2 separate regions of the Homo sapiens genome follow, and region 1 is linked to region 2. A link is an interaction called in ENCODE POLR2A ChIA-PET data of the cell type or tissue named here. Cell type or tissue: A673. All regions are shown on one strand. Links, peaks and the distances in the headings refer to the core of each region. The heading gives the core; the rest is flanking DNA. Region 1 has its middle 20 kb from the start of EIF4A2. Region 2 overlaps ST6GAL1 (ST6 beta-galactoside alpha-2,6-sialyltransferase 1).

Region 1 (16,400 bases), core at 4,059-12,058, 310 kb before region 2:
AGCTACTCAGGAGACTAAGGTGAGACTATAGCTTGAGCCCAGGAGTTTGAGGCTGTGGTGAGCTACGATTGCACCACTGCACTCCAACCTGGGCAACAGGCCGAGACCCTATCTCTGAAAAAGAAAAATTGTGTCATAATTTATCTAGTATTTGTGAATGTTATCAGGTCATATGAATTCACTACACATAGCCTTAATTCCACATTTTCTCTTTAACCCACACTAATCAAGCTTTCATCCCTACCACTGAATTTGTTCTAGTCAACATTACCAATAGCATCCATCTTGCAAATCCAGTGGTCATTTCTTAGTAGTCATATTAATCTTTCGTCAGCATTTACACCTTCAAGAAATCCCTCCTTGAAACTCCATATTCTCTTGGTTTGTCGCACTCTCTTCTTTTTCCTACCTCTCCTCAGTCTTCTCTGCGGACTCATACTCCTTTGCTGATCTTTAAATGTCGAATATGGCTGGGCGCAGTGGCTCATGCCTGTAATCCTTGCACTTTGGGAGGCCGAGATGGGTGGATCACCTGAGGTCAGGAGTTTGAGACCAGCCTGGACAACATGGTGAAACCCCGTCTCTACTAAAAATACAAAAATTAGCCGGGCATGGTCGTGGGCACCTGTAATCTCAACTACTCGGGAGGCTGAAGCAAGAGAATTGCTTGAACCCGGGAGGCGGAGGTTGCAGTGAGCCAAGACCTTGCCAATGCACTCCAGCCTGGGCAACAAGAGTGAAATTCCATCTCAAAAAAATTAAATAAAAATAAATGTTGAATATTTCTGGACTCAGCCCTCTATTGAGTCTCATAATTCTATGCTCATTCTCTAGGTAATGCCATCCAGTCCAGTGATTTTTAGTGCCATATATATGTCAATGACTCCCATACTGAGATCTTCCAACCTGATTTCTAATGCCCAACCCCTGTTGCAGGCTTATATATACAACTTTATATAACTCCCACTTAACATCCCTGTTTGAATGTCAGGCTTAATATGACCGAAACAGAATTCTCAGTTTGGTGTCAACAATAGTAGCAAAGAGAACAGAGAAGTGAATCACTATGGCATAGCAAAAACCTCTTTATGGGATACTAGGTAGGCTTTTGAGAACACACATGGCCCTTCCCAAGTCTAACAGTATGACACGGAAGAAAACATTTCTCTACATGACCATCAAATGTCAGGTGTACCTTCATGAGGGCCTCAATCCAGAGGTCTTTTTATTCACTATTTTTGGAGAATAAACCTCTAGCCAGAGTGGAGGAGGGAAAGCTGCCTAATTACCTGTGGCAGGGGAAGAAATTCCTGAAGTTCCACTGCGTTTTCAACAGATTTTCAACCAGCGTCCATGTTTTACTCTCACGTCCCCATGTCCAAAGGCACATGGTGCCGCCAGTTCCTTGTCTTTGGGGTCTTTCCGCAGCTTAGATGAGGTTGCTTATCAGCTTTCCTCACTTCCCTTTTAGGACTAAGCTTTCTCCCGTCTGCTAATTTTGTCATCATTTTCCCATTTGCTTTCCAATTTAAGCAACTTTGTGGGCTGTTGTCTCTTTTCCAATTTTCTTTAGTGTTTAAGTACTTTTTTTTTTTTTTTTGAGACAGGGTTTTTCTGTCATCCAGGCTGGAGAGCAGTGGCATGATCTTGACTGACAGCAGCCTCCACCTCTCCGGGCTCAGATGATCTTCCCACCTGCAATACCACACCCAACTCATTTTTTGTATTTTTTTGTAGAGGCAGGGTTTCGTCATGTTGCCTAGGCTAGTTTCAAACTCCTGGGCTCAAGGCATCCGCCTGCCTCAGCCTCCCAAAGTGCCGGGATTACAGATACGAGCCACCGCGCCCAGACTTTAAGTCTTTTTTAATAACACTTTTTACTGTACTTTAGTGAGCTTTCAGGAGAGAGTAGAAGCTAAAGAGCAATCTTCTGATTTTAACCAAAAATCAAGACTGTAATCCATAGAGACGAAATCCCGTTTGAAGAGGAGGGGCAAGGAGAAGCCAAGGTAGGGCCATGGGAGCCCTGGGGAGCCTCAAAATCCACCTAGATCCACACACTATTCAGAGTTCCCTGGGAAGCCCTGAAACCTCAATTCCCACTAATTAGCCGACAGGATTGCCCTGGGGAACTCACATCTCAGTTCACGCCAGCAGAGCACTTAAACAACTATCTTGAATAAATCCTTTAATCTCCGTACAATCCAACACCTTCCAGGCCCTATAAGAACCAAGGGCACTGCAAGGAAAGCAGCCAAAGTTGGAAAATAGGTGTCCCGCAGGCATATTTAGTAATTATGCCTCAGCGTGTACATCCATTCCTAATGATTCCTCACTGTCTACAAACACAACTGAGAGATCAGATAGAGATTGCGTACCTCTATTTTATCAGACTTAGATCTGATTAATCTAAATTCCCATATACTTATAGAAATGCATGCCCTGACTCTGCTTTTGAAACTTGGAACATCACTAGGTTCACTTTCTTTTTTTTTGAAACAGGGTTTCACTCTGTTGCCCAAGGTGGAGTGCAGTGCTGCAATCTCGGTTCACTGCAACCTCCAACTCCCGGATTCAAGCAATTCTTGTACCTCAGCCTCCAGAGTAGCTAGGATTACAAGCGCCTGCCACCACACCTGGCTAACTTTTTTGTATTTTTAGTAGAGCCAGGGCTTCGCTATGTTGGCCAGGCTGGTCTCGAACTCCTGGCCTCCAGTGATCCACCTGCCTCGGACTCCCAAAGTGCTGAGATTATAGGCGTGAGCCACTGCGCCTGGCCTACTTAGTTCACTTTATTTTTTTTAATTTTTTTGAGATGGGGTTCCGCTCTTGTTGCCCAGGCTGGAGTACAATGGCGTGATCTTGGCTCACCGCAACCTCCGCTTCCTGGGTTTAAGCAATTCTCCTGCCTCAGCCTCCTGAGTAGCTGGGATTACAGGCATGTGCCACCATGCCCGGCTAATTTTTTGTATTTTTGGTAGAGACAGTGTTTCTCCATGTTGGTCAGGCTGGTCTTGAACTCCTTACCTCAGGTGATCCGCCCACCTCGGCCTCCCAAAGTGCTGGGATTACAGGCGTGAGTTGCCGTGCCCGGCCATACTTAGTTCACTTTCAGTAGATTTTCCTTTCAATATCTACTTCAGTGAGTCTAACAGATTCAACAGTTAATTCAAAATTCGAGAAGGCAGGAAAATCACGAAGTTCCCGTTGAAGAACTCCAGAGGATCTTTTGCCTTTTACTTATTCTGGAATGAGGGAGTTCAGCCAAGGAGCATCTCCTTTGCTTTCTGCTCCCTGGGAGTTTGCCAGCTGAGTTTATCACAGCACCACCTTGTCCCAAAACTAAGTTTTGAGCTGTGTTCATATTAGAAGCACCCTGGGCCAGGCAGCTTGAGACCAGGAGTTTGAGACCAGCCTGGACAATGTGGCAAAACCCTGTCTCTAGACAAAATACCAAAATTAGCTGGGTGTGGTAGTGCACACCTGTAGTCCCAGCTACTGGGGGTTGAGGGCAGGGGTGCTGAGGCAGGAGGATGGCTTGAGCCCAGGAGGTTGAGGCTACAGTGAACCACGATCATGCCACTGCACTCCAGCCTAGGCCACAGAGTGAGACCCTGTCTTCAAAAACAAAACAAAACAAAAAAGACCGGGCATGGTGGCGTGTGCCTGTAATCCCAACTACTTGGGAGGCTGATGTGGGAGGATCACTTAAGCCCGGAGGGCAGAGGGAACGTCTCAGTAGAAGTTTCGGTGTTTCTTATTATATATAATAAGAGACAGAGCCTTGTGTTAGAAAACAAACAAGCAAAAAACAAAAACAAAAAAAACTTTTTTTCTCTAATGTCTCACTACAACAATCAACACAAAAGACTTCTGTCACCAGACATGTGGAGATGTCCCCTCACACACCAAGCAGAGGACACCAGCTGAGTGTCTTCCAGTTTAATTCAATTCTGACGTTATCATCCTGCATAGCCTCAGAAACCACAGGTTGAGGGCTCAGTCCCGCAAGTCTGCCCCGCCCCTTCTCACCATTCACAAGTCTATGCCTCGGGAATTTCTGACCAACAGGCTTCAGGTTGGGGTTCCCACAAACTCCTCTTTGGGTTTGATTAATTTGCTAAAGTGGCTCACACAACTCAAGGAAACACTTACGTTTACTGGCTTATTATAAAGGATATTTTTAAAAGTATGAATAAACAGATGAAGAGAGAGAGATACATAGATACATAGTGAGAGGTCTGGAAGGGTCCCGAGCCCAGGAACTTCTGTGCCCGAGGAGTTGGTTGAATGAGTTCTTTTTTTTTTCTTTTTTTTTTTTGAGATGGAGTTTTGCTCTTGTTGTCCAGGATGGAGTGCAATGTCACAATCTCGGCTCACTGCAACCTCCGCCTCCCAGGTTCAAGCGATTCTCCTGCCTCAGTCTCCCAAGTAGCTGGGATTTACAGGCGCCCGCCACCACGCCCAGCTAATTTTGTATTTTTAGTAGAGGCGGGGTTTCTCCATGTTGGTCAGGCTGGTCTCGAACCCCCACCTCAGGTGATCCACCCGCCTGGGCCTCCGAAAGTGCTGGGATTACAGGCATGAGCCACGGCGCCTGGCTGTTGAATGAGTTCTTATTCACCTTCCTGTCAGCCTCCATGTGTTCAGGTCTCCAAAACTCCCTGAACCCTGTCCTCTTGGGCCTTTTATGAAGACTTCTTGGACAGGCATGACTGAAGCATGGACAACCATGTTGAAATGTGATTGGACAAAAAGGGAATGATCTAAACCCAGCAAGTCCTGTCTGTTCAGATTCTTCTTGGCTCTTCAGTGCAGCATTCTTACCTCCAGGTAATGAGGCAGAACTTCCTCTGGAATGGAGAGTTTTATGAGTCACAATTAGATTAGAATCCTGCATCAGGCAGGTGAAAGAAGGGCAAGAGAAGGTCAAAGAGAGAGATTCTGTTTACTGTGACATGGGCTATGGGAGTTATGAGTCACGAACCATGGATGAAAACACATATATTGGCCAGGTGCTGTGGCTCATGACTATAATCCCATAGCACTTTGGGAGGCTGAAGTGGTAGGATCACTTGAGCTCAGGAGTTCTAGACCAGCCTGGGTAACATAGTGAGCCCTCATCTCTAAAAATAAATAAATAAAACACACACACACACACACACACACACACACACACACATATAAAAAATAATATCACAAGTTCCTGGGAAAGCAAAATGGAGGTGTTCTTTTTTTTTTTCTTTTTTTTTTTTTTTGAGATGGAGTTTTGCTCTTGTTGTCCAGGATGGAGTGCAATGGCACAATCTCGGCTGACTGCAACCTCCGCCTCCCAGGTTCAAGGTTCAAGCGATTCAGTCTCCCGAGTAGCTGGGATTTACAGGTGTGTCTAACCTAATGGTCTGCAACCTGGCCTACAGAGGAAGCTGGAAGAGTTGAAGGAGAGTATTCTGGCCGATAAATTCCTGTCTAGTAGAACTGACTAGAACAGCAGAACTGCATTGCACTGGGCATGCTCAGCCAGACATGCAGAAATTGTTGAATTTTTGTTGCAACTTGGAGTGCCAGTGAGTGACAAAGGCGATACAGGTTGGTCTCCTCTTCATACTGTGGCTTCCGCTGGGCGGGATGAGATTGTAAAAGCCCTTCTGGGAAAATGTGCTCAAGTAAATGCTGTCAGTCAAAATGGCTGTACTCCCCTACATTATACAGCTTCCAAAAACAGGAATGAGATTGTTGTCAAGTTACTAGAAGGCGGGGTTGATCCACATGCTGAGGACCATTGTGAGGCTACAGCAATGCACCGGGCAGCAGCCAAGGGTAACTTGAAGATGATTCCTATCCTTCTATACTACAGAACATCCACGAACATCCAAGACACTGAGGGTAACACTCCTCTACACTTAGCCTGTGATGAGGAGAGAGTGGAAGAAGGAGCAAGTGTCCCAAGGAGCAAGTATTCACATTGAGAATAAAGAAGAAAAGACACCCCTGCAAGCGGCCAGAGGTTGCCTACGTTTAATACTCAAGTGAATGGTGGAAGGTTAAACAGCTTGGATTTATTCTTACCTTTTTTTTTTTTTTTTTGAGACGGAGTCTCGCTCCATCACCCAGGCTGGAGTGCAATGGTGTGATCTTGGCTCACTGCAACCTCTGCCTCCCGGGTTCAAGCAATTCTCCTGCCTCAGCCCTCTGAGTAGCTGGGATTACAGGCATGTGCCACCATGCCCGGCTACTTTTTGTATTTTCAGTAGAGACGGGCTTTCACCATCTTGGCCAGGCTGGTCTCAAACTCCTGACCTCAAGTGATCCGGCCGCCTTGGCCTCCCAAAGTGCTGGGATTACAGGCATGAGCCACCGTGCCCGGCCCTATTCTTACTTTTTATGTTGTGTTGTTGTTCCCAGTGTCCTGGAAACTAATGTACTTGTGCACAATACATCATCTATGAATGATAAAGTTTTCTCACCTTCAAAGTCGTATAAACATGTTGACCGTTGTTCCTGCTGAGTTACTTGTTCTAAGCTTACAGCTTTGCTTTCCAGGCATCAAATAACTGTTGAGATTGTTCTACTGCTGTCATATATTCTTGTATATTGAATTCTGGTCAATTTTGAATAACTAATTCTGTGGCTGTTGTGAGTTTTCAGCACCCTCCCATGTACCTTATATCCCTTTCTGAAACAGAACCACTCCAATAGAAATAAGCCAGTTGTTCTACCAGATGTTTCTATGTGGATTCTGTAATGTGCCTCCATATAGTTAAAACATCCTAACTTGTTTTTCAAGCTTCCTCAGGCCTATGCCAACATTTCTGGTTTTTTGTTTGTTTGTTTGTTTTTGTTTTGTTTTGTTTTGTTTTTGAGATGGATTTTCACTTTTGTTGCCCAGGCTAGAGTGCAATGGCACGATCTCGGCTCATTGCAACTTCTGCCTCCTGGGTTCAAGCAATTCTCCTGTCTCAGCCTCCTGAGTAGTCAGGATAACAGACGCATGCCACCACGCCTGGCTAATTTTTGTATTTTTAGAAGAGACGGGGTTTCATCACATTGGTCAGGCTGGTCTCGAACTCCTGACCTCAGGTGATCCGCCCGCCTCGGCCTTCCAAAGTGCTGGGATTACAGGTATGAGCCACCGCGCCCAGCCTAAAAATTGTTGTTGTTGTTGTTTGTTTGTTTTTTTTTTTTTTTTTTTTTTGAGACGGAGTCTCGCTCTGTCACCCAGGCAGGAGGGCAGTGGTGCAATCTCGGCTCACTGCAACCTCTGCCTCCCGGGTTCAAGCAATTATCTTGCTCAGCTTCTTGAGTAGCTGGAATTATAGGCACATGCCACCACGCCTGGCTAATTTTTGTATTTTTAGTAGAGAGGGTTTTTCACCACGTTGGTCAGGCTGGTCTTGAACTCCTGACCTGGTGATCTGCCAGCCTCGGCCTCCCAAAGTGCTGGAATTACAGATGTGAGCCACCATGCCCAGCCACATTTCTGTTTTGTTCAGCCATGAGATTTAATTTATTTTTGTGATAGGAGGAACATTTCTTTTTCTTTTTTTTTTTTTTTTTTCAGACAGAGTTTCACTCTTGTCATCCAGGCTGGAGTGCAACGGCATGATCTCAGCTCACTGCAACCTCTGCCTCCTGGGTTCAAGTGATTCTCCTGCCTCATCCTCCTGGGTAGCTGGGACTACAGGCGTGTGCCACCATGCCTGGCTAATTCTCTTTTGTATTTTTAGTAGAGACGGGGTTTCACCATGTTGGCCAGTCTGGTCTTGAACTCCTGACTTCAGGTGATCCACCTGCCTTGGTCTCCCAAAGTGCTGGGATTACAGGAGTGAGCCACCGTGCCCAGACGGACATTTACATATTTTAGTGGACCAAATGTTAAGTTGGAGGGTGTGCTCTGAAATAGTAAACAACAATAGCCCATGTACCCACGTATTTTTGTGATGAGCTGTTTACTCTAAAATAAAATGCATGGCTTTTTAAAAATACCTATATTGAGTCATCTTGTATTGAAAAGAATGTTAAGCTTGTTAAAATGATATGTAACAAAAATGTATTTTGATTTGTATTTCGGAAACTAAAAAATAAGATGTTGAAAGAAAAAAAATCACAAGCCTGATAAGTTGTAATGAAGGTTTTCTTCACCAATCCGTTTCCTTTAATCCTGATATCACCAGACTGTACATATTCCTCACCCCTTCTTCTTATTTATTTTATTCTGTTTTATTGTATTTTGTTTTTTGAGACAGGGTCTCACTCTGTCGCCCAGGCTGGAGTGCAGTGGAGGATAACAAAGTAATGGTGAATACTTTGAAAATTTGAAGTACTTGACATAATAGCTTTCTTACAAAGCATATTAAATGATATTGTAATTTATAGTTTCTTTCATTGAGATCAAGGCTAAGCCCAAAATTTTAAAGGAAAATAAAAATGAAAGGGCACTACCCCTTGACTCTTTTCTCTCTTTAGGGAAGACTCAAAGACCTTCTAGGAGGTAGTATCAGAAAGTACCAGCGACTTAGGCATCACTTCAAGTGTTTCAATGGGGACAGGCAGGAAAGTGGCATAGTGGTGGTTCTAGGAGATATTTTTTCCCCCAAATCCTAGTAGTTAATCAAAAATAATCGTCACCAGCAACAACTGAAAATACTTATGGGGCTAGTCACAGACTTCAGCCGTCCCACTATTTAGAATTTTACATTGAAAACAAGATCTAGCTGGGTGAGGTGGCTCACGCCTGTAATCCCAACACTTTGGGAGGCCGAGGCAGGCAGATCACCTGAGGTCGGGAGTTTGAGACCAGCCTGGCTAACATGGCGAAACTCTGTCTCCACTAAAAATACAAAAAATTAGCCAGGCATGGTGGTGGGTGCCTGTAATCTCAGCTACTTGGGAGGCTGAGGCACGAGAATTGCTTGAACCCGGGAGGTGGAGGTTGCAGTGAGCCGAGATCGTGCCATTGCACTCTAGCCTAGGAGACAGAGCTACGCTCTGTCTCAAAAAAAAAAAAATCTACATTTGCCTCTGCCATGATTTGGCTAATGACTACAGATTCCAGTAGGCTACAATCTGTCAGTACCAGCATATCCCAAACAGTCAGAAGATTTCAGATGGAGTACTTATTTTGGTAGTTATGTGATTATTTTAATCAGCACTGGAAAAAATATAACAAATTTAACCTGTGATTTCACTGAAGCTAAGTAAATGCGAATTGTAACCTATAGTTACAAAAATTTGTTAAGAAAAACTAGGCATCCCAGCACTTTGGGAGGCTGAACTGCGAGGATTGCTTGAGGCCAGGAGTTTGAGACCAGCCTGGGTAACACAGCAAGACCTCATCTCTTAAAAAAAAAAAAAGAAAAAGGAAAAGAAAAATTAGGTAAATATGTCAAAGAGTACTCAGGTATAGCAAAAATTATGAAGCCTGAATAACTGAAGAATGACTGGATTTATACCAAAAAAATAAGGTCTGTAAACTGCTGCTTTGCTTCTGAGTTGACTGCGCCTCAGGCTTAGATGCAGGGACTACATTTAAAGGGCACCCTTACCAACCCATGATATAGGCTCAGCTTTGAATTTGGGCAAACACCATACAAAGTCTACAAATAATATCAGCAGAAGTAACAATACAAAACAATGAATGTGGGAGTAAATAGGAGGAACTATTCTGTCACTCTGAGCTTGGTTCCTTAATGTAGTAGGAGGCGGAGGTTGCAGTGAGCAGAGACGGTGACAGTGCACTCCAGCCTGGGTAACAGAGTGAGACCCCGTCTCAAAAAAAAAAAAAAAAAATCTTGAGATGGAGAGATTATCTTGGATTATTCAGGTGGGCCCATTGGAATCACAAAGTCCTTATAAGAGGGAGGCAGGACATTGGTAGACCGAGGCAGGCGGATCATGAGGTCAGGAGATTGAGACCAGCCCGGCTAACACGGAGAAACCCCGTCTCTACTAAAAATACAAAAAATTAGCCGGGAGTGGTGGTGGGTGCCTGTAGTCCTGGCTACTTGGGAAGCTGAGGCAGGAGAATGGCGTGAACCCAGGAGGCGGAGCTTGCAGTGAGCCGAGATCGCACCACTGCACTCCAGCCTGGGCGACAGAGCGAGATTCTGTCTCCAAAAAAAAAAAAAAAGAGGAAGGCAGGAGGGTCAGAGTCAAAGAAGGTGTGACAATGATGAAAGGAGAGGTCAGAGTGATGTGGCTATGAGCCAAGGAATGTAGGCAGTCTCCAGATAATGAAAAAGGCCTGCCCTGGAGCCTCCAGAAGGAACACATCTCTGCCTACTGCTTGATTTTAGCTCTGTGAGACCCATTTCAGATTTTTGATTTTTTTTTTAACTAAATATCCAGACTTCAAGGAGACCATTTCAGATTTTTAACCTCCAGAGCTGTAAGATACTAAATTTGCGGCCAGGCGCAGTGGCTCATGCCTGTAATCCCAGCACTTTGGGAGGCTGAGGCGGGTGGATCACCTGAGGTCAGGAGTTTGAGACTAGCCTGACCAACATGGTGAAACCCCGTCTCTACTAAAAATACAAAAATTAGCTGGCCGTGCTGGCGGGCACCTGTAATCCCAGCTACTTGGGAGGCTGAGGCAGAAGAATCGCTTGAACCAGGAAGGCAGAGGTTGCAGTGAGCTGAGATCACGCCACTGCACTCCAGCCTGGGCGACAGAGTAAAACTCCATCTCAAAAAAAAAAAACGATACTAAATTTGTGTTGTTTTTAAGTCACTAACTTGGCAGTTTTAGTTACAGCAGCAACAGAAAACTAATACAAGCACCAAGGCACTGGGCTTTATATTGTGGGAGATACAAAGATTAATAAAACATAATCTACCCTCTCAAGGTGGATACAATTTAGTAGAAGAGATGAAACACATTACTAAATATGCTAGAACATATCATAAAAGCAGCAGAAAGAATGGCTATGGGAGTCCAAAGGAAAGAAACCACTCTGTTTCTAGGGTTATTCATACTGGAGGAGGAGGTGTTTGAGCTGATCTTAAAAGGATAATGCAGATTTTCTTTTTCTTTTTGGAGACATGGTCTCGCTCTGTCACCCAAGCCAAAGTGCAGTGGCGCGATCTCAGCTCACTGCAGCCTCTACCTCCTGGGCTCAAGTTATCCACCCAGATCTCGGCTCACTGCAGCCTCTGCCTCCTGGGCTCAAGTTATACACCCACCTCACCCTCCTGAGAAGTTTGGACTACAAGCGTGAGCCACTGCACACCGCACCCAGGCGGGATAAGTAAAATTTTTTTTTTTTTTTAGATGGAGTCTCTGTCGCCCAGGCTGGAGCACAGTGGTGCCATCTCAGCTCACCGCAACCCCCGCCTCCTGGGTTCAAGCAATTCTCCTGCCTCAGCCTCCTGAGTAGCTGGAACTACAGGCACGCGCCACCATGCCAAGCTAATTTTTTTTGTATTTTTAGTAGAGACGGGGTTTCACCATGTTGGCCAGGATGGTCTCGATCTCTTGACCTAGTGATCCACCCGCCTCGGCCTCCCAAATTGCTGGGATTACACGCGAGAGCCACCGTGCCCTGCCAGGATAAGTAAATTTTTAGAGATGAATAAAAAAAGGTGGAGAAAGTGGCACACTTTTACAAATTAAATCACAATATAAGGCATTTTTAAATAAACCTATTATTAGTCATTTGATAAAGGAAATACTCCCATAATAAAAAACAATCATGCCCTAACATATCTTTTGTTTTAAGGAAGACGCAGGCCGGGCGTGGTGGCTCACGCCTGTAATCCCAGCACTTTGGGAGGCTGAGGCGGGCGGATCACAAGGTCAAGAGATCAAGACCATCCTGGCCAACATGGTGAAACCCTGTCTCTATTAAAAGTACCAAAAAAATTAGCTGGGGGTAGTGGCGCACGCCTGTAATCCCAGCTACTCGGGAGGCTGAGGCAGGAGAATCGCTTGAACCTGGGAGGCAGAGGTTGCAGTGAGCCAGGATTGTGCCACTGCACTCCAGCCTGGCGACAAAGCAAGACTCCATCTCAAAAAATAAAAATAAAAATAAAAAATAAGGAAGACACAATTAGATTTGCTCGAACCTAAATAATGACAGCATTGTAATTATAGTTTTAAAAATTATAAATGTCACTGGGTCCAGTGGCTCATGCCTGTAATCCCAGCACTTTGGGAGGCTGAGGTGAGAGGATTACTTGAAGCCAAGAGTTCAAGACCAACCTGGGTGACAGAGCAAGGCCCTATCTCTACAAAAATAAAAATTAAAAAATCACTGGGCATGGTGGCACCTGCCTGTAGTCCCAGCTACTTGGGAAGCTATGGTGGAAGGATGGTTTGAGCCCAGGAATTTGAGGTTGCAGTGAGCTATGATTGAGCCACTGTACTTCAGCCTGGCAACAGAGGGCGACCCCATCTAAAAAAAAAAAAAAAAAAAAATTATAGTTCTAATATATGCTCATGGTACTAAAAAAACATAAACTGAACAGTAGTGTGTCAAGCAAAAAGTAAGTTTTCTGGCCTGGTGCGGTGGCTCACATCTGTAATCTCAGCATTTTGGGAGGCCAAGTGGGGGCGGCTCACCTGAGGTCAGGAGTTCAAGACCAGCCTGGCTAACATTGTGAAACCCTGTCTCTACTAAAAATACAAAAATCAGCCAGGCATGGTGGCACATGCTTGTAATTCCAGCTACTTGGGAGGCTGAGGCAGGAGAATAGCTGGAACCTGGGAGGCAGAGATTGCAGTGAGCCAAGAGCGTGCCAATGCACTCCAACCTGAGTGACAGAGTGAGTCTGCCTCAAAAAAAAGTAAGGTTTTCCTGTCTGTTTCCCATTTGCACTCCCTATTAGAGGAAATCACTATTTCCTTCTAGAAAAGTTTGATTGAAATAATTATGTATAATACATGTTTCTCTGCATAAACCTACGCATGTACCCATCCATTTTTTTTTTAAATATAGAGATGGGGTCTTACTATGTTGCCCAGGCTGGTCTCAAACTCCTGAGCTGAAGCAATCCTCCCACCTCGGCCTCTCAAAGTGCTGGGATTATAGATGTGAGCCACCATGACCTGCTTATCCATCCATTTTTTAAATTATTACTATTTTTGAGACAAAGTCTAGCTCTGTCTCCCAGGCTGAACTGTAGTGGCACAATCTCGGCTCACTGCATCCTCCGCCTCCCGGGTTCAAGCGATTCTCCTACCTCAGCCTCCTGAGTAGCTGGGATTACAGGTGTGTGCCACCATGTCCGGCTCATTTTTGTATTTTTAGTAGAGACAGGGTTTTGCCATGTTAACAGGCTGGTCTCGAATTCCTGAGCTCAGGTGATCCACCTGCCTCAGCCTCCCAAAGTGCTGGGATTATAGGCGTGAGCCACTGCACCCGGCTTACCCCTCCATTTTTTCACACAAAGGACCTTGCAAAATATAATGATCTTTGAGAAGTTACAATATATAAACATCTTTGCATATTGGTACACAGAGATCTAGAGACTTCATTGTTATTGTTATTTTTCACTAATGTCATTTTGTTACAGGAAGGGGGTCCCGATCCAGACCCCAAGAGAGGATTCTTGGATCTCGCACAAGAAAGATTTCAGGGTGAGTTCACAGTGCAAAGTAGAAGCAAGTTCATTAAGAAAGTAAAGTAGTGAAAGTACAGCTATTCCATAGACAGAGTAGAACGTTCCCGAAAGTAACAGGAAGAACGCATCCACCCTAGGTACAATACTTGTATATATAGAATAAAAAAAGATCATGGGAAGATGTGCTGTGCTCAAGGGTTTGTGATAAAGGATTAATTTTCTTAATTACTGTATTTTGCAAGAATCGATATTATTATCTTTAAAGCAAAATTAGGAATGCCTTTGTTCTCAAGATATTGGGATATCAGGACACTCCCAAGTCTGGGTCTGTTTAGTAAACATTATCAATTTGTTCCCTTACTAAACATCTAGAGGCTAGGAATACCTTTCTGGTACAGCAGCCCAGCAAGTTCCAGCTTCATTTTCCTAGCCCTCACTCAAGATGGAGTCTGTCTGGTTAGAACGCCTCTGGCAATTCTATTGTACCAGTATTCACTCTAGGAGGCCATATTACATTTAACAATCATTCTCTCTCTTTATTTTATTTTGTTGGAGACAGAGACTCACTCTGTCACCCAGGCTGGAGTGCAGTGGCACAATCACAGCTTACTGCAGCCTCGGACTCCTGGATTCAATCAATCCTCCCACCTCGGCTTCCCGAGAAGCTGGGACTACAGGCGTGCACTACTATACCCAGATAATTTATTTTTAAATTTTTATTTCTTAACTTTTATTTATTATTTATTATTATTATTTTTTTGAGATGGAGTCTTGCTCTGTCGCCCAGGCTGGAGTGCAGTGGTGTAATCTCAGCTCCCTGCAAACTCCCCCTCCTGGGTTCAAGTGACTCTCCTGCCTCAGCCTCCCAAGTAGGTGGAATTACAGGTGCACATCACCATGCCCAGCTAATTTTTATATTTTTTAACCCCTGACAATCACTACTGTTTTCTATTTCTATAATTTTGTCTTTTCAAAAATGTTATATCTTGCAGGAGGTAACTATTTATTTATTTATTTGAGACAGATGTTTACATATTGTAAATGCTCAAAGATCATTATATTTTGCAAGAGACCAGGTTTCACCATGTTGGCCAGGCTGGTCTCAAACTCCTGACCTCAGGTGATCCACCTGCCTCAGCCTCCAAAAGCGTTGGGATTACAGGTGTGAGCCACTGGGCCTGGCCCATGTTGCCCTTTAATAGCCACAGTTCATCTGTCTCCTGCCCCCATTCTCTCCTTAACCCCTGACAACCACTTGTGTTTTCTGTTTCTATAATTTTGTCTTTTCAAAAATGTTATATCATGCAGGAGGTAACTATTTATTTATTTATTTATTTATTCATTTATTTGAGACAGAGTCTCACTCTATCACCCGGCTGGAGTGCAGTGGTATGATCTCAGCTCACTGCAACCTCCACCTCCTGGGTTCAAGCAATTCTCCTGCCTCAGCCTCCCGAGTAGCTGGGATTACAGTCATGCGCCACCATGCCCAGCTAATTTTTGTATTTTTAGTAGAAATGGGCTTTCCCCATGTTGGCCAGGCTGGTCTCGAACTCTTGACCTCAAGTGATCCACCTGCCTAGGCCTCCCAAAGTGCTGGGATTACAGGCGTGAGCCACCGCGCCTGGCCAAGGGGTAGCTTTTTAGCATTGATTTAAAATTCAGCATAATAATCTGGAGATTCATACAGGTTGTGATATGTAATAATAAATAGACCCTTTCTTTTTATTACCAAGTAGTATTCCACAGTATGAATATATCACAGTTTACCCATTCATCCATTGAAAGACATCTGGATTGTTTTCAGTTTCTGCCTATTATAAATAAAGCTGCTCTGAACATTCATATCAGAGTCTTTGTGTGAACATAAGTCTTCATTTCTCTCAGCTAAATGCCCAAGAGTGAAATTGCTGGATCACATGGTATGGTGGTGGTTACCTGTTTAGCTTTTTAAGAAACTATTGCTGCAACCAGGCGTAGTGGCTCACGCCTGTAATCCCAGCACTTTGGGAGGCCAAGGCGGGCGGATCACCTGAGGTCAGGAGTTTGAGACCAGCCTGGCCAACATGGTGAAACTCGTCTCTAATAAAAATACAAAAATTAGTCAGGCATGGTGGCGGGTTCCTGTAATCCCAGCTTCTCGGGAGGCTGAGGCAGGAGAATCTCTTGAGCCTGGGAGTCAGAGGTTGCAGTGAGCCGAGACCATGAAACTGCACTCCAGCCTGGGTGAAAGAGCGAGACTCCGTATCAAAAAAAAAAAGAAAGAAAAGAAAAGAAACTACTACTGCTTTCCAGGTGGCTACACCTCACTTTACATTTCCATCAGCAGAGGATGAGAGATCCAGTTTCTCTGCATACTTGTCAGAATTTGTTGTTGTCACTTTGTTATTTTAGCCATTCTAATTAGGTGTACAACGATATTTCATTGTGGTTTTTATTTGCATTTCTCAAATGGCTAATAGTGTTAAACATCTTTTTGTATGCTTGTTTGCCATCTGTATATCCTCCTCAGTGAAATGTTTGTTTTCTTTTTTAAATTTTGTTTAATGTTTTAAAAATATGCAACACTTCATGAATTTGCATGTCATCTTTGCGCAGGGCCCGTGCTAATCTCTGTATTGTTCCGATTTTTTTAATACATGTGCTGTGGAAGTGAGCACAGAATGTTTTTCAAATCTTTTGTTCATGCTGTATTAGGACTGTTTTGTTTTTGCTTTTGTTTTTGAGACGGAGTCTTGCTCTGTTGTCCAGGCAGGAGTGCAGTGGCTTGATCTGGGCTCATTGCAACCTCCGTCTCCCGGGTTCAAGAGATTCTCCTGCCTCGGCTTCCCGAGTAGCTG
Region 2 (16,400 bases), core at 3,919-11,918:
TTAAATAAATGCAGTTTTGACTATAAGAGTAAGAAGGTTTCTGTGAGACTCAACTCAGTACCTCCTGTACCCTGTGGGCCTGAGAGAGGAGACAATGGGACAAGAAGACCCAGTGGCTTCCTTGGAAGCTTTTGTGCTAGCTGGAGAGAGAAGACCTACTTCCTATATGCCTAGCAACAGTCCACACTGACTGGACTGCAACCAGGACATTTCCAGATTACTCAGTGGGGCTTATCTTGAAATAATAGTTGATGCCATTTGTTAAATATATTATATATACCATCTAAGGGTCTTACATGCCTTCTCTCATTTGATCTTCATGGCAAACCCTGTGAGGTATGACCACCAACCACCATTTTACCTCAGAACTCAGGCTCCCAGAGTTTAAGTTGCTCACAGGAGCCCAGAAAGTAAGCGACAGAGGTGGGATTTGGTTCTAGGTGTTTGCCACCAGCACTTTAAATCACCAAAGCTTTCTGGAAGCTCCAACTTTTCTTCTCAAGATACTGAAAGACAGGTATCTGGATGGGTTGGCAGGGCGGGTGGGAGGTGGGCGAGATTTCCATCAACAACGGGTCTAAAACCAGCGATGGTGAGCTGGGTGATTTTGATGGAACCCCTGCCATACAGTCTATTAATATCATAATTGGAGCTAAAATTTAATCATGATGGCAATCATGAGTTCTGGGGCTTCTTGATTTGGGCCAGCAGACACAGTCTCAGTCACTAGTTCTCCGAATCAGAGAAAGGATGCCTTCAGGCTGTGTCTTCACATGGCTTTTCCTCTGTGCGTGGTGGAAAGAGAGAGCTCTGCGGGTCTCTTCTTGTTGTAAGGACACTGGCCCCATTGGATTAGGGCCCCACCACATGACACATTTAATCCTAATTACCTCCCTCACAGCCCTATTTCCAAACAGGGTATTAGTCACATTAGGGATTAGGGCTTCAACATAGGAATTCTGGGGGCACACAATTCAGTCTATAACAGAGGGAAAACAGATTTGAGAAGAAAAAAGTCCAAAATATGCACAGTGGTAATATCTGAAGATGTGCGTGCGTGCGTGTGTGTGTGTGTGTGTGTGTGTGTGTGTTTCTATTCTTGCATTTTCTAACTGTCCCCAGTGAGTATTTGTTACTTTCTAACTGAGAAGGTTACTTTAAACAGTGTCTTGAGCAGCAGCACTCCATGCCCTGGTGTAGCCTTTTCCTGGCAGATGTTCCCCAGGGCTCTGCTGCTCTGCCAATGACTTATTCTCAGCATGAACTCCTCCCCTGCCCCCTAAGAGGATCTCCAAACCCAGGTCACACTCCCCCTGCAGGTAAGTACAGGCGTTTGAGAACAGCTTTATTCTTCCAGGAACAGCTGGTCCCCTCAGCAGGGCCTTACAAGGTGGTTATGTCTAAATAAGGCACCTGAGGCCAGGAGATGTGACATGGTCCATCTAATACCATGGAGTGAGTTAGACACAGAGCAGGACTGGAACCCATGCTTCCAATTCCCCATCCAGTTTTAAGGCAATCTTCTTTTCTTTCTTTCTTTCTTTTTTTTTTTTTTTTTTTTTTTTTTGGAGACAGAGTCTCTGTCACCCAGGCTGGAGTGCAGTGGTGCGATCTTGGCTCACTGCAACCTCTGCCTCCGGGGTTCAAGCGATTCTCCTGCCTCAGCCTTCTGAGTAGCTGAGATTTCAGGTGCCCGCCACCACGCCTGGCTAATTTTTGTATTTTTAGTAGAGACGAGGTTTTACTATGTTGGCCAGGGTGATCTCGAACTCCTGACCTCAAGTGATCTGCCCACCTCAGCTTCCCAAAGTGCTGGGATTACAGGTGTGAGCCACTGCACCTGGCAAGGCAACCTTTTTTTTTTTTTTTTTTTTTGGTAGAAAATCTTTGAACTTCATATAGATGGTGTTAATGTGGGTGAGTTCAGAGCCATGTGTAAAGTTCCAGGAGGGGAGTGCTTGCTGGCTTCTCCCTTATCCCTCAACCAGATCCCAGCCCCAGCCACTTTCTGTTTCTCTTCTCTGGATAAAACTATCATTCATCTTCACCTGTTTCTATTTTCATGGATTACTGTCTCATTCATCTCAAGTAGCTCAAGTGAATGGCTGTTTTTCCATTGGATACAGGAAGACTGAGGGTGACCTGACCCTCATGGTGTGCTTGCTTATTTGAATGTCTGATGGTTTTATGGGTGTAGTCCTGCTGGAGCAGAAAGAATATCTGTTAGGAGCCTGCCTCTGGGCTCTGGTTCTAACTGTGCCACAAACTCATCGTAGCCTTAGACAATTCTCTTGTCTCTCTGGGCCTCAGTTTACCCATCTGGAAAATGATGGGTCTGAATTTAATACCTTGAGTATCATCCAGCTGTGACATACTACAACTCAGGCAAGAAGCAAATTCTCCTGACACTCCATACTCCTATCCAGTGTTCTCTGACGTCCTTCCCCAAGAGCTGTGGTACCCTACCCTGCCCACATTATGTGAGGCATTATAGCACATAGGTTAGAAGTGTGGTCTCTGGGCCGGGTGTGGTGGCTCATGCCTGTAATCCCAACACTTTGGGAGGCCGAGGCAGGTGGATCACGAGGTCAGGAGATCAAGACCATCCTGGCTAACACAGTGAAACCCCATCTCTACTAAAAATACAAAAAATTAGCTGGGTGTGGTGGCACATGTCTGTCGTACCAGCTACTTGGGAGGCTGAGGCAGGAGAATCACTTGAACCTGGGTGGCGGAGGTTGCAGTGAGCCAAGATCGTGCCACTGCACTCCAGCCTGGGCAACAGAGCGAGACTCCATCTCAAAAAAAAAAAAAAAAAAGAAGTGTGGTCTCTGGAGCTAGACCTAAGAATCCAATTCAGACTCTCTTACTTACTGACTGTGTAATTTGGACAAGTTACTTAGCATTTAGCATCTCTATTTCTTTAATCATAAAATGAACATATTAACACTTACTTCCTAGGGCTGTTGTGAAGATAAACTGAGTTGAGGTATGACAGTACCTAGCATGTAGTAAGCATCATTAAATGGTGTCTGTTGTTTTCACATATTGTAAAGAAGAAAGCTTCGTGCATCTCTTGGAATTTCTGAGGACGGTGAAGCCACAGCTGGGAAAGTCTCAGGGAGCCAGGAGTTGCTGGCCTCCTGCTTTGCATACTCAAAATTGCTGGAAAGGGGCTATAGCAGGGGGAGACATTTTTTAAAAATCCCAGTTATTGCTATTCCTCATGAGTATGTATATATCACCTGGCATCAGTACTCTGCATAGAAAGAAGCATAGCTAAAGAAAAGACACTTTGCTTTTAATATAACAGCTGTTTTCAGGGGAATAGGGTGGATGAGGATAGGGAGTACTGGCCCTCTGTCCTCAGGCCTCCCTGTCACCAGCTCAGTCACGTCTATCTTACAAATCCCCATCTAGCAGGAAGCCTGCTCTGCCCTTGGACTATAGACCTGAAGGGCTGTTGTTAAGTTACAACGTTCCCAGTGGAAGGAGGACAGTACTTAAAAGTTACAAGATGTGGGTTCTGTTCTTAGTTCTTATGGCCTGTCAGCCAGGGAACTCCTGGCCAGTAGTCTCATCCTTGAACTTCTTCTTTTTTTTTTTTTTTCTCAAGACGGAGTCTCGCTCTGTCGCCAGGCTAGAGTGCAGTGGCACGATCTTGGCTCACTGCAACCTCTGCCTCCTGAGTTCAAGCTATTCGCCTGCCTCAGCCTTCCAAGTAGCTGGGATTACAGGTGCTTGCCACCACGCCTGGCTAATTTTTGTATTTTTGGTAGAGACAGGGTTTCGCCATGTTGGCCAGGCTGGTCTTGAACTCCTGACCTCAAGTGAGCCCAGCCCTCATCCTTGAACTTCAAATTTCCACCCCACCTTACTCCCACAGGCATATACCAGTTGTTCCTTTTTCTCTGTTCTTATGCAGGAAATGGCCTGAGGTCCAGGAGTCCCCTTGGTCCCCTTTTTCCCTCACTCTCAACATTCAATTAGTCTTCACATCTACAGCCGACAATTGTAACTTCTTTTCTTTACTCCATTATTTCTTAGGTGACAACAGGAGCTTCTTTGTGGTCTTCTTTTTTCTAAAAACACTAATTCAGAACTCTAGCATGTTTAGATCTTCCTTACTTAAAACCCTTTCCTGGTCCCCATAACCTACTGAAGAAATCCTAAGCTCCCTGGCTTGGCCTCTGTCTACATTTCTCTGATCTCTTCCAGCTCTTTCTCTGTATCCTAGCCATACTGAACTACTTGCAATTCCCAAACAGGGTACACACTGTACTAGTTGTTCCTGCAAGAGACAGGAACACACATCCCCCCACACTAGCTTAACAAAACAAAAAATGCATTTCTCTCTCATGCAAAAGAAGTCCAAAAGTAGACATTCCAAACTTAATATGGTGTTCCAGTGTCAGAATCCAAGTTCTTTCTACTTTGTGGGTTTGCCGTTCTCAGCATATGACTTCCACTTTATGGTCCAAAATGACTGCTCAAGCTCCAGCCATCACATCCACATTTCAGCCAGGAGGAAGAAGGAACAAGGAAAGGCATAACCTTGCCTCTAAGGATAGTTCCTGGAAGCCACACTTGCTTACATTCCATTGGCCAGAATTAGTCACCCAGCCATATTTATCTATAAGAGAGGCTATGAAATTTTTTTATTTCAGGGAGTCTATTTTAGGTTGCCATGTGCAAAAGTAAAAACCAGAGGTGTTGGTGGTCAAGGAAGAAATAGCGAATGGATGCTGGGTAACATCTGGCAGTCTCTGCCACACACTCACACATTCAGGGGTTTGCACGTGGTTCCCCGTGTCTCAGACACCCCCTCTCTCATGCTTACAGTCTCTGCTTGGCATCTTCTTTTTTGCCCCCTAACACTTGCTCTTTTTTTTTTTTTTTTTTTTCGAGATGGAGTCTCACTGTTGCCAGGCTGGAGTGCAGTGGTGCAATCTTGGCTCACGGCAACCTCCGCCTCCTGGGTTCAAGTGATTCTCCTGCCTCAGCCTCCCGAGTAGCTGGGACTACAGGCACCCGCCACCATGCCCGGCTAATGTTTGTATTTTCAGTAGAGACGGGGTTTCACCATGTTGGCCAGGATGGTCTCAATCTCTTGACCTTGTGATCCACCCGCCTCGGCCTCCCAAAGTGCTGGGATTACAGGTGTGAGCCACCGCACCCGGCCCAACACTCGCTCACTTTATGGCCATCCTCATACTACCTCTGTTGTTGCACCATCACAGCGTGTTAACCATTGTTCAATTGTCCACCTTTCCCACTACCCTGTGACCTCCTGGAGGGCAGGGACTGTGTCTTTCCTTTGGCTCCTTAGCACCCAGTATAGCTGCACAATCTCCAGCCAAGGTAGACCGACCACCAATATTTCTTGTCTCAAAGATATATTGAGGAAATGAGAGTATATTCTTCAGGCTTCCAGGAACTTCCTTACATCTGTAGGAAGGTATGGGCATGGGGATAGCTCAGTGATTGTAGAGGCTCGTGGCAGATTGCTTGCTATTCTTTGGGTTGCACACAGGCCGTCTCTCTTGCCATAGTTTTTTCCAGATACTGCAGTGACATTGATTAGGTCTCAGCCTTGGCGATGTAGACTGAGGTGGAGAGGGATTATTGTCATGATTCTTGCTTTCGTTTCAGTCAGTTCTTGATTTGATTTCTGCCATTTATTCCTCTCAATTTTTACCTGGGCAACATCATCTCCCGCCTGCTTTTTAAGGTGAATGTTGACAGCTGATTTCATATATTAATTCTGGCTTTCTTAAGAGGGACATGGCTCCCTTCATTCTTAAGCCTTTGGGGCTACTTTTCTTTCTCATTCACTCATGATCTCCATTTGATCCGCAAGACAGCTCATATTTGAGAGAGCAGAGCAAATGTGTTATTCCCATTTCACCGATCAGAAAATGAGGGCCGGCCGGGCGCGGTGGCTCATGCCTGTAATCCCAGCACTTTGGGAGGCTGAGGTGGGCGGATCACGAGGTCAGGAGATCGAGACCATCCTGGCTAACAAGGTGAAACCCCGTCTCTACTAAAAATACAAAAAAACCCCCAAAAAATTAGCCGGGCGTGGTGGCGGGCGTCTGTAGTCCCAACTGCTTGGAGGCTGAGGCAGGAGAATGGCGTGAACCCGGGAGGCGGAGCCTGCAGTGAGCCGAGATCACGCCACTGCACTCCAGCCTGGGCGACACAGGCTGTGTCGCCTTTTTTTGAGACTCCGCCTCAAAAAAAAAAAAAAAAAAAGAAAAAGAAAATGAGGGCCTAGTAAGATTACTCTTATTTGCTCAAGATCATAGGAAAGTTAGTGGCAAAGCCAAGAGTTGATCCTGGATCCTTTTGTATCCAAGACCAGTATCTTTTGCAAATACTTTTCTTTATTTTGATAAATAATTAACATTTACATGCATTATTTTCCCCCAGAATTTGAATTTTTTCTTAGGATAGATTCCTAAACATGGAAGTATTGAGTCAAAGAGTATAAATGTGCTTTAAAAAAAATGCTCTTAATACATTTTGCAGAATTCTTCAAGCAAGGTTGTCACACTCATGTTTAAGGCAGGTATAACTACCCATGTGCAGGCCAGCCCAGGAGCCAGTGTGGTGGGGAGAGGCCATAACCAGCCATTGCTGGTTCCCTCAGCCAGCAGAGGCACACATGAGCTTCTCACCAGCCCGGTGAGGGTCTCCTGTTGGGAGGTGTGCATTTTTGCATGCACTCTGGCCTCTGCACACAAACTGAATATTTCATCTGGTGCTCAACCACAAGCACAGCCATCTGTTCCGTGTTGGAACAGATGTGTTGGACTGTGTTGGCTGTGTTGGACTGTGTTGGCTGTGTTGGACTTCGTGAGAGAGCCTATGTCAGTCTCCATCAGGATGTGTATGTAGTGTACTGGACTCTCTAGGTGATTGAAAGGATTCCAGAGATAATTTTGATTATATGAGTCCCTGACTTCAGACTCCACTCTTGTGACCACCACACAAGCTGTGACTCCAGGAGGCTGGGATGCCGTGCTATTTTCACTGTACCCTTGCCCCCGTAATCTCAAAGCCTGACTGGATGGAACCCTTTCTATTCTATGGCTAGTGGCTTGTGATAAATGTCCTTTCAGGTCAACACAGTGCAGGCTGGTATCTTTACCTTTCTTTCACCGAAGTTAAGTGCTGCACCAGAACTTAGAAGCCTCATGGGGCTCTGGGGCCTCAGGCTGTACCTTGTGCTATGTCAGCTATTACTTCATGTCAAACATTTGCATATGAATGTTCAAGCGACAGCTTATCTCTTTCTTCCTGCAGTTGGTTACCACAGAGAAGCGCTTCCTCAAAGACAGTTTGTACAATGAAGGAATCCTAATTGTATGGGACCCATCTGTATACCACTCAGATATCCCAAAGGTAAGTGGGTGTCCGTGGGAAATAGGGGTTGAGTTTCCTGTCTGTCTACAGATTTTCCTGATTTCCTAGGTTTTTAAAGTCATGGCTGACATTGGCTATTCCTAAAGGCTGGGTATTTGAGTTTTAGGGTACCCCATTTCATCTGGACTAGCAGATTCAGAAGTATTCCTGTCCTATACCAGCTACTCTCTTTGCCGTGCCAGCACTGCCAGGTATTGTCTCCCAGTTATAGTATTTACTGGGATAGTGGCTGGAGTTCCCAGCATCTGGGGTAGATTGTTCATTAATGCAATTATTCGTGATGAGCATCAGCAGAACTCGAGAGTAGTTGCCGTTACTCCTGTAAATAATATTAGCACACTTTTATTTCACACTTCCAATATCCAGAATTCTTCCCATTTCACTCTCATAACAATTTAAGGAGATAGATGGAAGTGTGGTTGTTCCCATTTTACAGATGGGGAAATTGAAATGTGGAGAATGAAAGTCCCCCATTCCAGGACTTGATTTACTAAGCAGAAGGCGCAGATCTGCAACAGCAGCTCTTTCCGGGGAAGGAGACATGAGTGGCAGGCCTGCTGGATTCTAACCTCTCTGGAATAGTCCTCTCACTGTTAATGCATGTCAGTTGACCTCTCCCTGATGCAGGCTGCTGTGGCCTCAGGAGCATGGCCTGAGAAGGGCAGAGAGCACTAATCTTGGGACACTTAACTCTTAAGTTGGATCTACCAATGCCTGACAGGCTCTGGCGACCCCTGGCACCCTCACTATCTGACTTTCAACAGTTTTGCACTGATCTCACTTAGAACTCAAATTTGCCTAGGTCAGGACAAGGACTCTGAACCCATAGATGTCCTATGCTCTAGTTTTCTCCCCTTTAAAAATGAGAGATGGGGCCAGATGGTACGTGGGGCTCTTTTCAGCTCTGAGAGTGTTCCCGGACTCTGATCCTGAAGCCTGAAGCTGATCTTGGGTCGCCAAGCTCAACTCTCCCCCAAAGCACAGGCTATAGGCTAGGCCCCACCCTGCTATCCAGTGAAACCTGCGGCTGGAAGAGAAACCTGTAGTCTGCTGCAAGAAAAGGGCTGTGCCTCAGGAGCAACACTTGTTGATCCTTTCCCCTCCCCATGTCCACTGATGAAGATGACTCCTGGGGGGAGCAGCTCACTGGCCCATTTCTCCCTTGAGAGGACCACTTCTTTCTTTTTCAGTGGTACCAGAATCCGGATTATAATTTCTTTAACAACTACAAGACTTATCGTAAGCTGCACCCCAATCAGCCCTTTTACATCCTCAAGCCCCAGATGCCTTGGGAGCTATGGGACATTCTTCAAGAAATCTCCCCAGAAGAGATTCAGCCAAACCCCCCATCCTCTGGGATGCTTGGTGAGTTCATGTCGGGGAAAAGACCTTGCATGTTTGTTTCTAGAAGAGATGAGCTTTTTTTCTGGGGTCTCATTCAGTCATTCGTTTGTTCATTTGTTCACTAAACAATTGCTAGGATTCTGCTCTGCTTGTAGACCATGCCAAGTTCTATCTAAAATACAGAGGGAAATCAGATAGAATCCTTTTTCCTGAGGGCATCTATTGGGGAGGTCAATCAGATGTCTGAGGCAATATTCAATTTGTGCCAGAAGGGAGAGACAACCTGGTGTCATAGGAGAGAGGACACCTTCTAGCTGGACAGTTGCTTATAGCCTCATGGAGGAAGTAGTGTTCGGTAGGCTTTGGAGAGGGGAGAATTTGGCAGAGGAAGATGGAGGGAAGGGAAGCTATGAACAGGGGAGGGAGGTGGGAAAATGAGGAGCGGGGCTGCACCTCAGACGAGGGGAGCAAGGCACTTTTCTCAGGTGTACAATTTAAGGGCGTACCCCTTAAAAACTCAGTCATCAAGATAAATAATATTTCACTACAGTATCTTCAGAAAACACAATTAATGTAAAAATTATGATGAGTGAAATATCAAGTATTTAAATAAAGATAGGATCAGTAACAGTGCTGTGCAGAGTTTATTGGAACAATGCTGGCCAGGGGCCCCCTTCTTGGATTTTCTCTACATCTCATCATTCAGACTGTGGAGTGCTCCTGTTCCAGCTGTCCCTTTGCCCAGCTAAGGGAAGAAAAGTCTTCCCTCCCCAACACTGTTTCATGCAAATGCTATAAGGAAAAATCTGCTCCCAAATAGCACCATCCAAGAGGTTCTGCAGGATGTCACAGTGCTAGAAAGTGCTAACTACACATGATGCCACTGTCTCCTCAATCAGCTCAGTAATCTTGTCCTCTTTCTCCAAATAAATTATTCCATGGATACATTCATTGGCTGATTGATGGAGTCATTTAATCTACTAGCATTTAGGGAGGATCTATTATTCACCAGGCCCTGGCCTAGGTGCTGGGGATTCAAAGGTGTATAACCCTCACACAGCCCTGCATCCTAAGGAACACTGCTGGGCTTGGCTTGCTGAAACTTAGATTGGGAATCACAGTCATAAATAGAAACTCCAGAGGGAAAGCTCTCCAAATTTGGGGTCATGAGCTGCTGAACCCACTGGGCAGAGCTCTGGGGTGCTGGGGTGGGTTGTCAGGCATGACTCACCTCTGCTCCCCTCTCCAGGTATCATCATCATGATGACGCTGTGTGACCAGGTGGATATTTATGAGTTCCTCCCATCCAAGCGCAAGACTGACGTGTGCTACTACTACCAGAAGTTCTTCGATAGTGCCTGCACGATGGGTGCCTACCACCCGCTGCTCTATGAGAAGAATTTGGTGAAGCATCTCAACCAGGGCACAGATGAGGACATCTACCTGCTTGGAAAAGCCACACTGCCTGGCTTCCGGACCATTCACTGCTAAGCACAGGCTCCTCACTCTTCTCCATCAGGCATTAAATGAATGGTCTCTTGGCCACCCCAGCCTGGGAAGAACATTTTCCTGAACAATTCCAGCCTGCTCCTTTTACTCTAGGGGCCTCTGTCAGCAAGACCATGGGGACTTCAAGAGCCTGTGGTCAGGAAATCAGGTCCAGCCTTCCCTGTAGCCAGACAGTTTATGAGCCCAGAGCCTCCTGCCACACACATGCACACATATCTAGCATTCTTTCCAGACAGCATCCTCCCCGCCTTCCACCTTGGTAGATGCAAGGTCTATCTCTCCCATCAGGGCTGCCAAAGCTGGGCTTTGTTTTTCCCAGCAGAATGATGCCATTCTCACAAACCAATGCTCTATATTGCTTGAAGTCTGCATCTAAATATTGATTTCACGTTTTAAAGAAATTCTCTTAAATTACAATTGTGCCCAATGCAGGGTGGCTCTGGGGGGCAAGTAGGTGGTACAGGGGATTGGAAACATGCTCCGCGCCTCCAGAGAAAAGTTGCTCCCGAGGTCCATGCCCCTGGAACGTGTTCCTATCACTCTGGCTGGTTGGGCTGGTCCTTAGACTGGGTGCTTATGATTAAAGGGTCTTGGTTAGCCCACTTTCCCTCTCCATGTGGAGATGGAAGGTAGAGAAGGATACAGTGTCTATCCTCAAGTTGCTACGGTTCAGTGAGAGAGGCAGACATCTGAACAGGCAGGTAGGATTCAGTGTGCTCAGTGCACTGGGGATTTGGAGAGAGATGGGCTTGCTCTCTCTGTGCACCCAGGAGGGCCACGCACTTAAAACTGTGTTTGTGGATCAGAGAAGGCTTTATAGCACAGGGGGCATTCAGATGAGTCTTAGAGGAAGAGAAGAAACATGGCAAGCAGATTACATCTGAGCCGTTTGAATTGTGTTTTTCTTTCTTCCCATGTTTATTTTCTAAGATCTACCTGAACTTAGAGACTCAAGATATTTTTTTAGGAAACCTCCTACCCATGTCTGAGGTAGCAAGTGCAGCCTCACGACAGATACCAGGCAATCCAGAGCCACAAAACGTGATTCCTCCAGGCTCTGCCTGGCCTGACCCTGTCCTGTCAGCTGGGTTTACATACCAGTCCCATTCTTCCTTTTCAATACCTACCCCCAAATCTTCTCCTAACCACCATCTGTTTTTTTTTTTTAAAGCATTTTTTGCTTTAAAAGCATCCTGACCCCAATTTCTTTGAGCTCACGGGCCTTTTGCTGAAGGTCTCTCAGGGTGTAGTGGTGTGGCTCTCTGGACTTAACGTCACTCTCAGAGGTCAGAACCTTGGAGATCAGAACTGATTCTCACCAGGTGTGAGAGGTGTGGTAGCAGATTGCAATGCTCTGCACCTCTTCCTTGCAAGTGAGCAACTTCAGGCTCTCTGGGCAGAGGCTGGCCCACTGTAGTTTGCAGACATGCTCTCCAGATGGTTTTACTAAGTCCCCTCTCCCTGATAGGGAATCCTGCTGGACCAGCGCAGCCCTGGTGTGGAGAGGTTAAAAGACTTGCACAGGATCACCAAGTCATGCTGTAGAGCCAGGATTCCTAGACCCAGGGCTCTGCACTCTCAAGGCTGGCCCCATGTGCTCAAGGGGATCTAATGTTTGGGCTCCAAACTAACCATCTCGGAGCTGGGCTCCTCATTTACTGCCAAACCCTCAGCTTATGTAGCTAGAAAGGGCCCTGGAGTGAGAAAGCCTGGATTTTCAAATTGATGCTCCCCTACTGACTAGCTGTGCCACTCTGGGCAAATGCTCTTCCTTGAGCCTGTTTCCACACCTGTAAAGTGGGGATGATGATCCTATCTCACTGCTTTTGTGAGGATTACAGGAAAGCACCTGTCCTGGCTCTGTACCTGGCACGTAGTAGGTGCTCAGTTCATGCTGGTTTCCTTCCTGCCTTTAGTAGGGACCTGCTCTGTGCTCACACCTCGGCTGCATGCACCCTGCTGTGACGGAGGCTAGTGTGGAAGAGGTCCTGTCCTCAGGGAATTAACTGTCTTATTGGGAGACAACAACTGTCCTCCTTGGAACACCCAAGAAACCATGCAAAGCAGTGGACAACACAGAACACGCCCTCCTCCTCGCTGCCTGCAGCTCCAATCTGATTCTGCTTGGGAATGGGCGGAGCACGTGGGCTGCTTAACTGCTGTATAGGACAAGCCCCTTACCCCTCTCTGGGCCCATGAATTCCTGGCTTGGTTTATGTTCTGATTTGACACACTGATTTTAATCTTCGAATCATGACACTGAGTGCAGAGGAGGTGGCATTCCGACAGCAGGACATACATGTTGGTGTGAAGACTGGGACGACACTGGGTAGAATCTAGTTTTTAATTATTATTAATATAAAGGATCAAATTAATTTAAATATGATTCTGAAGTCTACAGAACTTTTAGTTCTGTGCTGTCTATGTGGACACTTTGGTAAAATGCAAATTATGATATGGACGTTATCATTGGTCTGGTGAGATGTTTCATATTTGTGACAGTTAATTTAAAAATTATGAGTTAATGCTGCCTGTGTCTATGGGGTTCTGTCTTCTTTGATAGCCATCTATTCATCTGGATCATGGGACCCTCTCTAATCCTTCCACCAATCAAATAAGCTATTGCTATTGGTTTGGAGTTGAGATATCAGTCTCGGAAACTTCTGAAAAATGCTAATAATTACCCAAGGATTATGTCAAATTTTAAAATAAATGTGTGTGTGTTTCTTTAAGCTGCTTCTCTCTTCTTATTTGCTAAATGAACAACTGCTGATTGCCAACTTTTATCTCCAAAGAGGACACAACTGAGATCCTGAACCCCCCAGTCCTTACCCACTGGCTCCTCTAGCCTTAGACTTACTCCTCAGTACTCCAGGAAAAGAAATGTGAACTTTACTGGAAGGATCACCTCTTTGAAATATTCACTGGTTTACTGATTTTTTTATTTTTATTTTTTGTTCTTGCCTGGATTCACATAACTAACCTGTTGCATCAAAGAAGAGATGGAGTCGGGCAGAAAGCAGAACATAAGGAAGATCCTTCCCTCGGTTTCCAAAACTCTAAAATCCTTAAATGAATGATGTCTTAAAAGGATTTAAAATGTTTGGACACAAATCTTGAGAAGGAGCATGAGTTAGGGGAGAGAGGATAATTCCTTTCTCCTGTGAACTGCCCACCCCCTTGTTACAGGTTGAATTGTGTCCCCCCAAGATTTGGATGTCTGAAGTCCTAACCCCCAGTACCTCAGATTATGACCTTATTTGGAAATAGGGTCATTGCAGATGTAATTAGTGACGATGATGAGGTCATATTGGAATAGGTTGGGCCCCTACTCCAATATGACTTGTGTCCTTTTGAAATGTGGAAATTTGGAGACAGGCATGCACACAGGGAGAATACCATGAAGGCTGAGCCCACAGAGATACCAAGCACCTGCAACCTCCACTCCCACCCGACTAGTAGGGTTCTCACTGACAAAGCCCGACTTTCAGTGTCTTAGATACTGTTCTTAGAAAGTGCTTCATGGCCTGGCAGTGTGCTGAACCCATACCAGTGCCTGGCCTCTAGAGCCATGAGCAAGATGGGGAGAAAGGACACACAGGACTCAGAGACTGCCACCTCCTTTCTAGTCCCAGGTCCTTGTCCTCTGGATGTCCTTGGTTTCCACTTCCTTCATGACCCCCGGCGCAGCCCTCTGGGATGTGTTGTAATGTGACAGAAAGTGGCTCTAACACCGCTTTCCACTCTCACTTAGGCCAGGAACACTCGCTCAGGAATCTCATGCTATGGGATGGGATAATGGCATCAGCTCAGGAGAGAGGAAAAGGCCTTCTCAGTACCCCTGAAATCCCACCACCCAAAGCATTGATGTCCCCATCCAGGTGTTCTCAGGATTAATCAGAAAACAAGTTTATAATGGGAAGAGGAATTCTCTTTGACCCAGTGAATACACATTAAACAGCCATCATGTGCCTGGCACTGGGAACAGGATGAAAACCCACAGCACCTGCCTCCCAAGGAAATGGAGGGCCACAGGAATGGGCCTGCCCTGCCTGTGGATAGGTATTATCATACTAATGTGAGATTAGTGGTGTTATTTTCTGGAAAGCTAAACCTGGATAACACTGCTATTGTTAGGCACACATCCATAACTACTTAGAAGAAAAATAGTATGCAAATGCCAAATATGAAGACGTGATAATACAAGGTAAAGTAAAATAATGGTGTTATAGAGGAGATAGTCATTTTAACGGGGAGATTTGGGGAGTCTTGAGGATGGGCAAGATTCTTTTTTCTTTAAGTAAAATGCAACTTCTGATTATGAAAGTAATACATATTCAGTGTCAAAAGAACAGAAAATTTTAAAAAGAGAAAAAGAATCATCTTCCACATCCATGATCCAAAGGTAACCTCTACCAGCAGTTTCCAATCCTACTTTAAAAACAATATTTTTATACAAATAAAAACCCATCTTTTTATTTAAAAAATACATTATAAAAATGCCTGTGGATCATTAAGGACTTTTTGAAAACAGGCTTTGTAATGGTTGAATGATATTCTATCATAAGGATGGGTTACAGTTTACACACAACTTGTTCCTAGAGTTGAGCATGCAGTTTATTTACATTTGTTTTCTCCAAAATACCAAATATATAAGCACATGTTCTCATCTCTGATTGTATCCTGAGGTGAAAAGTGGGTTCATGGGGTGGGCTGGGTACTATTTTCCCCTCAGGAATTGTGGCTGGGAGACTCCGAATCATATTGGGGGAACTTCTGGAACAGTCTTACAGAATTAGAAACAGACAGACCAGGGGTGAAACCGAAGGCAGCATTATAGGATTGCTGGGAACTCTGTTACTTTCTCTGGTTAATTATTTTGCTATTTTTTGGTGTTGTTTCTCCATACAAATTAGTCATAAGGACCTCCAATATGAAGATCTGTATTCGTTATATATGGCTAACAAATGACTTCAAAATTTAGTAGCTTAAAACAAAAGTATATTAGTTTGCTAAAGCTGCCATTACAAAATGCCACCGACCGTGTGGCTTAAGCAACAGAAATTTGTTTTCTCGCAGATCTGGAGGCTGGAAGTCCAAAGTCAAATCGTCATCAGGATTGGTTTCTCCCGAGGCCTCTCTTGTTGGTTTGCAGATGGCCACCCGCTTCCTGTGTCCTCATACGGCTTCTCCTCTGTACACATGATCCCTGGTTGTCTCTGTGTCCAAACCTCCTCTTAGAAGGAGACCAGTCAAATTGCGTTAGGACCCACCCTAACGACCTCATTTTAAATTAATCACCTCTTTAAAGGCCATCCCTCCAAATACAGTCACATGCTGAGGATTGCGGATTAGGACTTCAGCATATGAATTCTGACGGGACACAATTGAGCTCATAACAAGCAATAAACATTATTTTCTCACACAGTTACTATGAGTCAGAAATTTACGAGTCATTTAGCTAGCTACTTCTGGCTTGGGGTCTCAAAGATTGCAGCCAAGATGGCAGCTAGGGCTTCATTATCATCAGAACTTAGTATAGTATATATCCTATATTTCATTCTTTTCTTTTTTCTTTTTTTTCTTTTTTTTTTTTTTTTTTGAGACAGTCTCGCTCTGTCACCAGGCTGGAGTGCGTCCTTGTCGCGATCTGTGTTCACTGCAACCTCCGACTCCCTGGTTCAAGCGATTCTCCTGCCTCGCCTCCTGAGTAGCTGGGATTACAGGCACGCACCACCATGCCCAGCTAAGTTTTGTATTTTTAGTAGAGACGGAGTTTCACCATGTTGGCCAGGATGGTCTTGATCTCCTGACATTGTGATCCGCCTGCCTTGGCCTTCCAAAGTGCTGGGATTGCATGCATGAGACACCGCACCCAGCCTATACCCTATATTTCATTCTGCCTTTCAAACTACCAAGTTTTCTGTTGCCTTATGTTTTACAATATACTTTAACCTATATTTCCTCTCTTATCAGAGTCAGGAATGAAACAGTATCTTGTATTTTTATAAGATAAGAAGTTTGACACACTTTTATTTTTTAATCACCCATCCTTAGTTTTTATTAACATTAGAATTTTGGATTCAGAATATCATTGTTCTTTGGAAAATAATTTTTGG

The links. ChIA-PET counts read pairs that join two places held together with the same protein. Peaks named below come from ENCODE experiments on the same cell type or tissue, not always from the same donor. Only the 100,000 strongest peaks of a DNase experiment are listed, where the experiment ranks them.
Region 1: POLR2A ChIA-PET joins it to region 2 with 8 read pairs; 2 of 35 experiments call an interaction of 5 or more read pairs at or near these places.

The regions. Positions count from the first base shown.
Region 1 is chr3:186,755,728-186,772,127 of GRCh38, forward strand. It overlaps the pseudogene PSMD10P2 and the pseudogene RNU6-1105P. Among named protein-coding and RNA genes, the nearest start is that of EIF4A2, 20 kb to the right of the region's middle. In A673, for the core only: no CTCF peak of the experiment used is centred there; no DNase peak of the experiment used is centred there.
Region 2 is chr3:187,065,541-187,081,940 of GRCh38, forward strand. It overlaps ST6GAL1 (ST6 beta-galactoside alpha-2,6-sialyltransferase 1), which reads left to right. Exons shown (of 8, transcript NM_173216.2): 6 at 7,309-7,407; 7 at 8,619-8,793; 8 at 10,022-13,013. The coding sequence ends at 10,263. Among named protein-coding and RNA genes, the nearest start is that of RPL39L, 66 kb to the right of the region's middle. RefSeq lists enhancers at 94-273, 6,568-7,527, 13,789-13,898 and a silencer at 1,221-1,270. In A673, for the core only: no CTCF peak of the experiment used is centred there; a DNase peak (open chromatin) is centred at 7,261; H3K27ac peaks cover 1,043 bases.